Regions from separate parts of the Homo sapiens genome. Here regions 1 and 3 are each linked to region 2. Evidence: chromatin contacts called from ENCODE Hi-C or POLR2A ChIA-PET data. All regions are on one chromosome and are shown on one strand. The core of a region is the stretch at or near the end of the contact, and the rest is flanking DNA. Distances in the headings are between cores, read along the strand shown.

Region 1 (4,242 bases), core at 928-3,427, 240 kb after region 2:
CAGACCTTCACCAGCTGCAGCCTGGATCTTTGCAACAGCTTCAGAGCTGGTAACCCTGTCTTGAGTTTTGCCTCCCTTCAGATCTATCCTTCGTGTTGCTATCAGAGAGCCCTACCTGAATTGCAGATGTGCACATGCCACTAATTCAAGTTTCTGCTTAAAACCTTAGTTCATAGCCCTTTACTTGGCCTGTCAAACCCTTTAAAACTAGGCTGCTGTTTGCCTCTTCAGCCTCATCCTCAGCCACTCATCCTGCTGTCCTTTAATCCAGCAAATCTAAACAACATCCCACACTGGTACCTCAGTCTCAAATGTATCAACACCAGCTTTCTCCATCAACTCCAATCCCAGTCTCTACCCAGGACCTCCCTTTCTTTGTGCTTTTATAGTATCCTGCAGTTGTCTCCATCAGAATGTTGCCACATTGTTTAGAAAAGTCAATTTATTCATCTTTCTCTTTACTTAGTCTATTAGCCCCTAAAGGGCAAGAATCTATATTTTACCATTGAATTCCCGGTGTTTACGATACAACTGGTATATAGTAGGTGCTCACCCTACTGGGACCTTATTCCTGCTAATTTCTTTTCACTTTACCCCCAAAATTTTTAAAAAATTAAAACAGCAAACAAAAACCTGTTCTTGCTCTAACTACCTGACTGTGAAACTTTTCTAATCAATCTTTTATGTCTGCTCCCTTTTTTGTTGTTGCTGTTTTTAACTTTGGCCTCTGATATCTGGCTGTTTGGTGGACCATACCCATGAATTCATCATCCCTGACCTCTTGCCACATCCCACAGTTCCTCCTTCTCCTTGAAGCTTCTGACTGTCGTTCATATTCTCCTTAAATTGTCTCCTGTGACTTCACACCACTGCCAAGCCTTGCCCTCGTTTCAAATTCTCCCCTGACGTGAGTCATTTAACCTACCCTACCCACCAGCGCCAGAAACACATTCCCACCTGCACTTTTGGGCTGTTTGCTATTTGTGTTGGCAGCTGCATCAGCAAAAAGTCTTATCCTGTGAAAGCCCCTTGTTTGAAGCAAGAATTTCTTCAGATTTAGTTTTACTGTACTCTAATTGGGATCCAAACCTCTCCCTAGTCCCCTAGCGTCATAAACTGAGTAAACCAGCCTCTTCTTTCTTCACTTCAGATTCCAGTACTAACATACTTTTGGGGCGGCGTCATACCAAAAGGGATTTTTTGTTATTGTTCTTTATTAATTAGCAAGTGCTTTTCAAGCATCTCCGTCCTCTCCCTAATTCCTCAGTTACGAGTACAAGTACATTTTCCAGGAGTCCCTAGGGAAAGGGGCTAGAGAAGGAAGTCACGAGGTGGGGCTGTGGTGCATTTAGGCTTAAATTTATTTATTTATTTATTTTTTGAGACGCTCTCACTTTGCAGCCCAGGCTGGAGGGCAGTGGCGCAATCATGGCTAACTGCAGTCTCCACCTCCCCAGATTGAGGTGATCCTCACCCCTCAGCCTCCCAAGAAGCGGGGACTACAGGCATGCGTCTCTACACTCGGCTAATTTCTGTATGTTTTGTAGAGATGCGGTTTAGCCATGTTGGCCAGGCTGGTCTCGAACTCCTTGGCTCATGTGATCTGCCCATCTCGACCTCCCAAAGTGCTGGGATTACAGGCATGAGCCACCGCGCCCGGCCTCAAACTTATTTTTCAATTGAGATTAAGATTATCTGAGGAGAGATATGTGTATGTATTGTAACAAATTTTATGTGGGTCAGTTCTCACTTTTTCAAGGGCCATTGTGTTCTCCTGTGAAAGCATGGGGTTGCGGATGTCAAACTTGTCCCTTAAAACGTCAGTACTTGGGGTGTAACCACTTCGGGAGTGGGAATGGTATTAGGGATTGTACTCAGCGGTAGACAGCACAGCATTCGCCCCTCTCTGTAATCCTTGGCAAGTCACAGGACATTTGAGTTTATTTTCTGTAAAATGGGAATAACCTTACTGAGTTACCGGAGTAAATGAATAATGTAAGCAAAAGCACTTTGCGAAGCAACAATGCTAGTTTATTGAACGGAACACTGAGCAGAGCAGCTGGATTCCCACCGGTCGAGCCTCCCGGTTCTCTTTCCCTGTCCCAAGTGCGCGGCCACAGCGGCTCTTCTCCATGGCAACGTCCCCGCGTTCCGGGCCCCGCCCCGACCCGCCACCAGAACCGGAAGTTGTTGCGCAGCTGGCAGTTCCCCGGTTTCTCCCCGACGGCGTCGGGAGGTGAGACCCGAGGCCTCTTTAGGGCCCCCAGGCTGCGGTCAGAGGCGGTGGTCCCCGGGTGGTGGAAGGGGGACGCGGAGAGGCGGCCGCGGACTCGTCGCCACCCCTCCCTTCGCGCGCAAGTGCAGCACCCTTACACCGTCCCAGATCCCCAGGCCCCTCCCCTCCGCTGCCTGCCCCTGAGTCCGCGCACCCCTTCCCCTCGTCCTTCCCCGGCGGACCCCGGGCGCCTGCCCTGCCAGGTGAACCCGCGCCACCTGCCGCTTCGCCCCGGCGGTTCCCAGCCTGGGAGGCGCGCGGCGCGGCGCGGTGGGCGCGGGAGGTCGGGAGATGGTCGGAAGCCAGCCCTCCCAGAGCCGGCCCACCACAGCAGGGTAGAGCCGAGAGCGGCGTCCCCTGCAGAAAGACCCCTGCGTCCCAGGCTTTGATCGAAGCCTCCCCTCCAGGGACGTTCTTTCTGGTTGTCGTGCGGTGTCGGGGGTTCCTTACCCTCACCTCAGGTTTAGCACAGATTCTGCGCCTGGTGCTGAAGTGACAGGGCGGCCACTCTCTTCCAGAGGCTGCTTTAGCCCCGGGGTCCCTCATATATCCCTTAGGGTACCTGACGGCTCCAAACCGGTGGCCTCAACCCTTCCCACCTCTCAGGTCTTGTTCCCCAGACTCTTCTGGCCCCGCTTCATCTGGGAGCGCGGCTGCCTGCCGCCACTTCCTCCTCTGCGCTGAGACAACGCGCAGGGGTCACCACAAGGGCCCCTGCTGCCTATGGCCTCTAACCACACAGCACCATGGATAAATGTGGACGGCCTGGGTTCAGACCCCAGCTTTGCCCTTGGCCAGAGTACCTGGCTTTGCTGTGACTGCTTCCCCGTCTACAACATGGGGGTAAAAATAATCTAGGGCTTTTATGAGGATTTAACCTTTGTTTATTTTTACTAAGGTGTTCAAAACAGTGCTTGGCACATAGTAAATTCTGTTAATATGTGTGTCTGCTATTGTTTGTTTCATAGCACATCATTGTGTAAAGTTGTATCATTTATTTGGTAACAACTTTATGAACTCACAGGCTTTATACAGGGCCTAGAACAATACTTGGTGAAGTGAGAAAATAAGTCAAATGGCAGGATACATAACGATGGAAGACGGAGGCGCACGTAAGATTTTTAAAGTAGTCATCATTTGCTGAAGTTGTACAAACACTATCATATACCTCCTGCCCAATTTAAAAAATATGATTAGACCGGGTGCAGAGCCTCACGCCTGTACTCCCAGCATTTTGGGAGGCCGAGGCAGAGGGATCACCTGAGGTCAGGAGTTCGAGACCAGCCTGGCCAACATGGTGAAACCCCGTCTCTACTAAAATTATAAAAATTAGCCGGGCGTGGTGGTACACGTCTGCAATCCCAGCTACTTGGGAGGCTGAGGCAGGAGAATCGCTTGAACCCAGAAGGCAGAGGTTGCAGTGAGCCAAGATCCCGCCATTGTACTCCAGCCTGGGCAACAGGGCCAGACTCTGTCTCAAACAAAACAAAACAACAACAACAACAAAATGAGATTAGTTACTGGTGATACTTAACAGTAAAATGATACAAAGGAAAGTGCCGTCCCCCCCCAACTTTGTTGCTAACGAGCTAATAATACTTGAAGAAATCGTTGCCCTCACAAGTCACTATGATTGTGATGGTATTGTGAATTGATACAGTCTTTGTGCAATATTTTGATAATACATAGCAAGACAGAATTTGCTCTTCTCCTTTGATCCTCAACAAGCAGAGGCCTTGGGACATGCTTGAAAGAAATACTTTGAAAGGAGAAAAACAGTATATTCATAAAGATGTGCCTCCCAGCATTAATTATAATAGTGAAATTAGAAACAACCTAAGTATTTTAAAATAGTTAAGTAAGTAATATGGATATGGAAAAAAATAGAAATACATTCAGATGAAGGAACGTGATTGCCTTTTTTGTTGTTTTTTCTTTTTTTTTTTTTTTTGGTGGGGTAGAGATGG
Region 2 (3,873 bases), core at 440-2,939:
AAACAAACAAAAACAGTGCAGTACAATTAAGTTGACATTTTACTTAACAATGTAATAGGAAAGTTAAGTAAATTGTTGGAAAAAAAAAACTCTGAAATAAACCTGCTATTTAATTCACATCAATAACTCAAACATTTCTTTTGTATTATTTTTTAAAATTCTAATTCTCAAAACTATTCTACTAAAACCTCTAATCACTTGGGTTATCTCTCCTTTTCTTTTAAATACACTAAACAGTTACACATGTTTGTCTTTATTACCCATAATGCAACTAAAAGATAAATTTTTTGCAGATGTCATTTCTCCACTTGAGCTTTAGAGAATTTAAGAATTAAGTTCATCCATGAGCAGTCTTTTTCAAACACACATTACAGTCTAGTCTCAAGCTTCCTTCTTGAGACCCTAACCATAAATTCAAGAGGAATAACTAAAATTTTTTAAAGATGTATTTAAACTAAACATACCAAAGAATATATACTTTTTAATGAATACAAGATTATTTTACAGGTTTAGACTACATTTAATGTAAATAATGTTAATTATGAATGAAAATGATGTAAAATTATTTTCCTAATGGTACTGCACATAATGCTATCTCATTGCACAAGAAAAATCAGAGCAGTTAACAGTTTTGCATTTTGCTGTGCTGTTAACTGCAGTAGTGCTCTCTATACATGTTAAGTGCTTGGCTATCAAAAAAAAAAAAAAAGAACAGCAAAGCAGTCTTAAAAGATGAAACCTTTATCTGCTAGAGCAAAGTTTATGGTTTCATTATAAAGAACCCTAATCTGAAGAGTTATCGAAAAGAAAAGAAGAAGAGAAAGGGAGAGAAATAATTTTTAAAATAGGTATTGTTTTTATTTTTTTAAGGAAAGCTTTTTTAAAAAAACTAAATGTGCTATGTTGATCTTGTTTTGAGTTTTGAATCTACAAATCAACTTAAAAAGACACTTTAGGGACCACTGAGGAAATATGATTATGAACTGGGTTACAGATGCTACTAAGCAATCACTGTTAATTAGGAATGTTAACAGCATTGTGGTCATATTCAAAATGTTCTCATTTTAAAGGATCTATACTGAAGAATGTTAGAGGTAAAATGACATGATGTCTTCCATTGCTTTAAAATACTTGGGCTTAAGAGCAGGGGAGTGAGGTTAGATTGAGAGGTGGAACACAAGTGGGAAAATGTGTTTGCTGAATCTGGAGAATGGATACAGGTTTAAGAGGGCTCGTTTCACTGTTCTGTCTACTTTTATATATGTTAGAATTTCTCGAAATATGATGTTAAAACAAAGAAGTAACTTTTAAACGTGTTTCAGATAGCTAAACGCTAAATTAGGATTTAACATCTTACTTTGGATTTAACATCTTACTTTGGCAGGCCAAATACTGCATACACTGGTGTTCTGTGAACAAAAGCAAGGCATATAGTAGACATTTGTTCACTTAACAAATTTGTTAACTGCCCTACTATATGCCAAGCATTTTACCAGACCATATGAGAACAAAGATGAGTTAGACAACATCACTGTCCTTAGGGAGGAAATGGTCAATATAAATACCTGTAATAAATGATTCTTGGTGGTGTGAGAGAAGAGTCTAGAGAACAGTAGCCACAGACAGGAAATGGAGGGGGGAGCTGTCTGAATGCCTGCAATGCGCCGCTTGCATTACATTCACCCGTCACTGCTGCTCAAATGGGGAAGGAACTACTCATAAAGTTTTGTTTGTTTTCATACCACACCTCACTCTGGCATAAATGAGTCAGGATCTATGGTTACAGGGTTCCTCAGTGGCTTAGGCATTAGAGAGAGAATTTTATCCTAATAACAACCCTTTCAAGTGGGTTTTATCTTCATTTTCAGCTGAGGAAGCTGAAGAGTCAGAAGTTTGAGGGGTGGACCATACTAGAGGACTGGAAGGTCTGAGAAGTCACAGAATTTGAAGAGTGGTGCCAATACAAAGGAGGAGAGAGCTCTGAAAAAGGAGTCTGAGACGATGCTAACTGCCACAGAGAAAGATTACGTGACACTGGAAGCTGTTTCTGCCAAGTATTCAGCAAGCTACCATGAATGTGGAGATTAAAACACAACACTAAAACACTAGAAGGTTTTACAACCTGTGCTAAGCAAAAGGAATCAAACATTACTCAAGACTTCAGGTGAGGATATGCAAGCCTTAGTACTTCTCATTAGCCATATGCAATGCAGGTCAGATAAAAAAAACACCCAGTGTCCAAAGCAATAACAGCTATATTTCTTTTAATAGAGATATAAATTAAACAGGAGAATAAAAGCATAACAACAATTACCAAGCACTTACTGTGTGCTGAGCACTTTGATGGGCACTGTATAACAATACTCCCAACAACCCAGTAAGCCAGGTACTATTATGCACACCATCTTACAGATAGGAAAACTGACACTTTAAAAAGTTAGGTAATTTGGCCAGCGTCACATAGACTATACATGTCAAGGCCAGAATTCAAAATTAGTCAGGTCCCAGCAACTATGATGAAACCCACAAACCTGTATCCTTTACCTTGTCTACCTCTGCAATTTACATAAATTAAATCATATTATAATGTATTCTTCTGCTACCTTTTAAATCCAACATTACGTTTTTAAGACTCATCCATATTGATGTAGTTCACTAACTTTGGTGTCATAGAGCAAGGGGTGGCAAACTAGTATTTTTGTAAATAAAATTTTATGGGAATGCAGCCACTCTCATTCATTTATATATGGTTTACAGCTGCTTTTGCACTACAACGTCAAAGTTGTTGGCCTTTACAGAGACTGTACGGCCTGCAAAGGCTAAAATACTTACTATCTGGCCCTTTACAGAAAAGTCTGCCAACCTCTGCCATGGAGTAGTGCAGTGGTATACTTGACAATGTCCAACTTTTACAATTTTGTCAATGTAGCTTTAATTTGTATTTCCCTGAAAACAACTGTTTACTGGCTATTCATTTTTCTCCTAAGAAACAGCTCTTGCTTTCTTCTGCCATTAACTGTTTTCACACTTACGTATGTATGCGTACTGACATATGGGTGTGTGCATTACTGATTCTAAAAATCCTTATCCTTTGTATGCAAAATATATTCTACTTGTGTATTTGTGACTAGTCTTTACACTCTCCTTTCCATGCACACAAAACCCAAGAGATCTTAATTTTAGTACAGCCAAATTAATAAACCTTTTCCTTCAACAATTGTGCTTTTGGCTTCCAAAGCCTGAGGTCTAAAATACTCTCTAATATTTTATTCTGGAGGCTTAAGTTTTGCCTTTCACAATCTAGTCTTTAATCCATCTGAAATTGCTTTTTTTAATACAGTGTTAGTAAAAACCATTTTTTAAAATGTGGCTAAGAATCCCAACCATTTAAAACGTATTCCATTTCCTTGATTTGTAACATTAGCTCTGTCATGTATTAGCTTTCCACGTACTTAGAGTTCTGGTTTTTGCCTTAACTTCCTTCCATTATCTATTTGTCTATGCTTGTCCAAATATTATGCCATCTCAATGATTAAAGTTTTACACTATCTTAAAATCTTGTAAGACAAGTACTTGCTTCAGGAATGTCTTAGCCATTCTTGACCCTTTGTATTTCCAAATAAATTTTAGAATTAACTGGTCAAATTCCACAAAAACAAACAAAACCATACCCTGCTGGGTGTTTTTTTTAATAGCAATAAATTCATATATTAAAGACAGATTAATTGATACGTTTATAGGAAACCTTCTTTCTATGAACATGGTATGTCGTCACATTTATTTAGGTCTTCTTAATGTCCTTCGATATATTTCTATACCTTTCTATTTAAAGATCTTGCCCTCTCTTTTTCTATTTATTCCTAGGTGGCTTTT
Region 3 (4,011 bases), core at 67-2,566, 200 kb after region 2:
TTACTAAAGTTGCAACAAGATTTTTTTTAAAGATTTGGCAAACTTATTCTAAAATGTAGTAGAATACTAAAGATTCTCAAATAGATTAGTCAATTTTTTTTTGAGACATGGTCTCACTCTATCCTCCAGGCTGGCATGCAGTGGCATGATCATGGCTCACTGCAGCCTCGAACTCCCAGGCTGAAGTGATACTCCCACCTCAGCCTCCTGAGTAGCTGGAACCACAGGCACACGCCACCATGCCAGGCTAAATTTTTACTTTTGTCTTTTGTAGAAATGAGGTCTCACTATGTTGCCCAGGCTGGTCTCAAACTCCTGGGCTTAAGCGAACCCTCCCACCACGGCCTCCCAAAGTGTTGGGATTACAGGCATGAGCCACTGTGCCCAGCCTGATAAGTCAATTTGATAATAAAAACAAAGAAGGACAAATTGTCTTACTAATTAATTGTGAAGACATACTGTAGACACAATATTAAAACAGTGGATATTGGCACAGGAGCAGGCAAATGGAAAATCACTTGCGCCTAGGCAGTCAAGGCTACAGTGAGCTGTGATTATGCCACTGCAGTCCAGCCTGGGTGACAGAGGGAGACTGTATCTCAAAAGCAAACAAACAAACAAAATAAATAAAAAACTTCATGCTTCGATGGTGGAAGTGAACACTGATGCAGCCATTCTGGACAGCAACCTGACACTAGTGCAATTAAATGTGTACATACATCTGTGCACTGAAACCCCTTTATGTATACCCTGTCTGGAAAGCTGCGCATTGCATACAACAATTAGAAGTGGAGTACTATATCAAATTTATGGCATAAATTTTAAATCAGCAAAAGTTAAAGTTGAGAAATCTTAAAGGAAGTGAATAATACCAAAACCAAAAACCCCAAGAAATGCAAATAAAAGATAAAAGATTGGAAAGTTAGACTTTCGGTTCAGTAGGTCAAATTACAGGATTCTAAAAGCACACTGCCATTAATGTGATTTAAAACACATGATAAAGAGCACCACAGATTTTTTTTTAAGATTTATGAATTATGCAAGGATGTGCACCAGAGGTGTCAGAGTAGGACTCTGGAGGAGGGAGCCAAATAGGAGTGACACTCAGAGATGAGAAAAACACAGTTAAGCAAGACGGAATTCATGTGGGCTGATGAAGACCATGTGGGTTTATAAGGAGCGTCTGCCCTTACGGAGACAAAAAGGGAAAGGTTATGACTAAAATAAGTGTGGTACTTAGAGAGAAAATAAATCGAAAGGTCAGCCATGTGAAAGCAACTTTGAAAGGGAACTTCTATATTTTCTCTTCCCTTCCTAATCTACTGTCTCACTCTGGCTCCAGAGGAACAAATGAAAGAGGAAATAAGATTCATTGCAACTGGATTCTTTAAAAATGGCAATTCAATAATATGTTCTCACAAGGGAGTGAAAGTACAGAGCAGGCTGAACCTGGCACTTATCTAAATTTCATTTCACTCATAGTAAAGTGGCAAGAGACAGTGTGATTTATACCTACACCAGGAAAATGTCAGAAAGGTTTTACTAGTGGTGTCCTCCCAAGAAACAAGGTAGAGATGCCACAGATACACCTCCAATACTTCCTATCACCTGTAAAATGAGATCATTCACCATCTTGCTCTTACTGACCCTTTCTAGCCTCAATTTCCATTCTACCCCTAGTAATAGGAGCTCAGTTTTACCCAAACAGACTGAATCAGTGTTCAGACCCTGAGATTTCCTGACCACTTGGCTGTAAAACATCACTTGCTAATGCCTCTTTAGTGACCTTCTCAAACCTTACCCATCTCCCGTGACCCTTTCACATCTCTCCTGTCCTAAGTGAATGTTCCCACTTATGAACTGTGGAGCACTTGTTGCCTAAAGTATTCATTGGCTAATAGTTTTTTTTTTGTTGTTTTTTTTTTTTTTTTAGCATTTAAGGCATCATTCCATTGTGTCCAGATTCCACTGTTTCTGCTTTGAAGTCAGCTTAATTTATGGCTTAATACCTTTAATCAACTTTTTTAAATTCTCAATTATTAACTCTTCAAATACTGCTTCTATTGCACTTCCCTACTCTTCTCCTTCTGGGACTTCTTTGTCTAACTTCTTTGTCTCTTACCCCAGCTTCTGCTTTTTCTATCTTTCATCTCCCAATATTGTACTCTGGATATTGTCTTCTGATCCATTGAAAGTTCATGAATTCTCTCTTCAGCTATCTATTCTCCACCTAACTCCATCCACTGAGTTACTAATTTTGATAGTTGTATTTACAGTTCTAGAATTTTCTTTTTTATATACTTTATATGTCTCTGTCAAAATCCTCAATCTTTCATCTCTCAATGAACACAACAAGCATAATTATTTTAAAGACTGAGTCTTTTAACTTTATTTTCTAGCTCTCCTGTAGGTAGCTGGTTATTTATATGGTTTTGTACGCTTGCATGTCTCGTTAGTTTTCTTTCTTTCTTTTTTTTAATTTGTTGGGTTTTAATGTTTTGTCTTGTTTTGTTTTTTTGAGATGGAGCCTCATTCTCTCACCCAGGCTGCAGTGGCACGATCTTGGCTCACTGCAGCCTCCCAGGTTCAATCCTTCTGCCTCAGCCTCCTGAGTAGCTGGGATTACAGGTACCCACCACCATGGCCAGTTAATTTTTGTATTTTTTTTTTCATAGAGACTGGGTTTCACCATGTTGGCCAGGCTGGTCTTGAACTCCTGACCTCAAGTGATCCATCTGCCTCGGCCTCACAAAATGCTGGGATTACAGGTGTGAATCACTGTACCTGGCCTAGTTTTCTTTCTTTTTTTTTTTTTTAAGTGAAATCCACATAACTTAAAAGTAATTATTTTAAAGTGCACAATTCAGTGACATTTAATACATTTACAATGTTGTACAACCACTAGCTCTATTTAGTTCCAAAATATTTTCATCCCCCTAAAAGAAAATCCATTAAGCAGTCACTATTCATTTCCTCCTCCTTATAGCCCTTGGCAATTACCAATTTGCATTCTTTGTTTCTATCTTTATATTTAAAATGGGTTTCTTATAGGCAACATGTAGTTCGGTCTTGCTTTGCTTGGGTCTCCTTCCCTGTACTGTTGCCTAAAAATCTCAAACCAATAAGCTGGGGCAATCATTTGTTTTCCTTTTCTCAAGGATCACTGTCTTTTGTTGCCTGATGTCCAGTGTCTTCAAACAATTATTTCATATATTTTGTGTGTTTTTCCCTTTTTTGTTGTTGTTTCAGGTGGGAGGTTAAATACGTATCAGTTAGTTTACCTTGAATAGGAGCAGAAATCTGACCTTTAAAAACATAATTTATGTGCTTTAGTTTAAGTAGTTAAATTTTCTGTTCTAATTTAATTTTAATTAATTAATTCAATTTTCATTGTAGCTGTTTTTTAAGGTATGGTGGTGTTTGATCACGTTTTAACCAAGACAAAGACCATTCTGAAATCCTCCCTGGTAGCTTGTATTATATAAAATATGCCCATTTCTTTCAAGTTAACCTCCTTTGCCTGTAACCAACAAATGGCAGCTTCCAGAGCCTCTTTTCCCCAGCAGCTGGTGAGAACAGCACGTGTTTATGAACTGCTGAAGATGTCCCTAGTCATCAGATCAGATGCACTCTGTAGCTGGACTCTCTCCTAAACTGAGATCATCACATCCACTGCCCCCCACTCCAGTTGTCCATAGAACCCTTGGGCTCTATGCAAGCCTGTTAGAGCTCAGGGAGTTTTTGATATTTGTTTTTAAATCCAGCATAATTAACTTTTAGGTGTTGGTAGATTTCTAAAAACAATCTTCATTTACATAAAGATATTTCTAAGTTGAGTTATTTTCTTCTCTCTCTCTCTCTCTCTCTCTCTCTCTCTCTCTCTCTCTCCTCTCTCTCTGTCATCAGCCTGTAGTGCTTCTAAATAATACAGGCACTCTCTGCTGCCCAGCCTAGACTCTCTTGGGGCAGAGGTTTGTCAAAGAACCACTAGCACTGTGGTATGCATGTGCT

What was found. A loop is a pair of places that touch in the nucleus more often than their neighbours do. ChIA-PET counts read pairs that join two places held with the same protein, here RNA polymerase II (POLR2A). Pooled maps may share reads with other maps.
Region 1: a pooled map shows a loop between it and region 2 (3-fold over the local background). The contact joins the promoter of ZNF396 here to the enhancer-like site in region 2. A Hi-C loop is called at or near these places in 6 of 50 pooled maps. POLR2A ChIA-PET finds 5 or more read pairs at or near these places in 2 of 52 experiments (MCF 10A and T-cell).
Region 3: a map with no recorded cell type shows a loop between it and region 2 (6-fold over the local background). The contact joins two enhancer-like sites. A Hi-C loop is called at or near these places in 3 of 168 maps with a recorded cell type or tissue (Calu3, MCF 10A and PC-9), 10 of 37 single-sample maps with no recorded cell type and 13 of 50 pooled maps. POLR2A ChIA-PET finds 5 or more read pairs at or near these places in 3 of 52 experiments (K562, MCF 10A and OCI-LY7).

Annotation. Positions count from the first base shown.
Region 1 is chr18:35,375,272-35,379,513 of GRCh38, reverse strand. ZNF396 (zinc finger protein 396) reads left to right here and starts at 2,177. Exons shown (of 4, transcript NM_001322286.2): 1 at 2,177-2,236. RefSeq lists silencers at 2,392-2,461, 2,472-2,661.
Region 2 is chr18:35,614,872-35,618,744 of GRCh38, reverse strand. All of the region lies in intron 1 of GALNT1 (polypeptide N-acetylgalactosaminyltransferase 1), which reads right to left. Among named protein-coding and RNA genes, the nearest start is that of MIR3975, 25 kb to the right of the region's middle. Within about 2 kb of position 1,689, at least 20 of the 41 ENCODE cell types and tissues checked have a DNase peak (open chromatin) inside an H3K27ac peak, as active enhancers do.
Region 3 is chr18:35,412,921-35,416,931 of GRCh38, reverse strand. No RefSeq gene overlaps it. Among named protein-coding and RNA genes, the nearest start is that of ZNF396, 38 kb to the right of the region's middle. Within about 2 kb of position 1,316, at least 2 of the 41 ENCODE cell types and tissues checked have a DNase peak (open chromatin) inside an H3K27ac peak, as active enhancers do.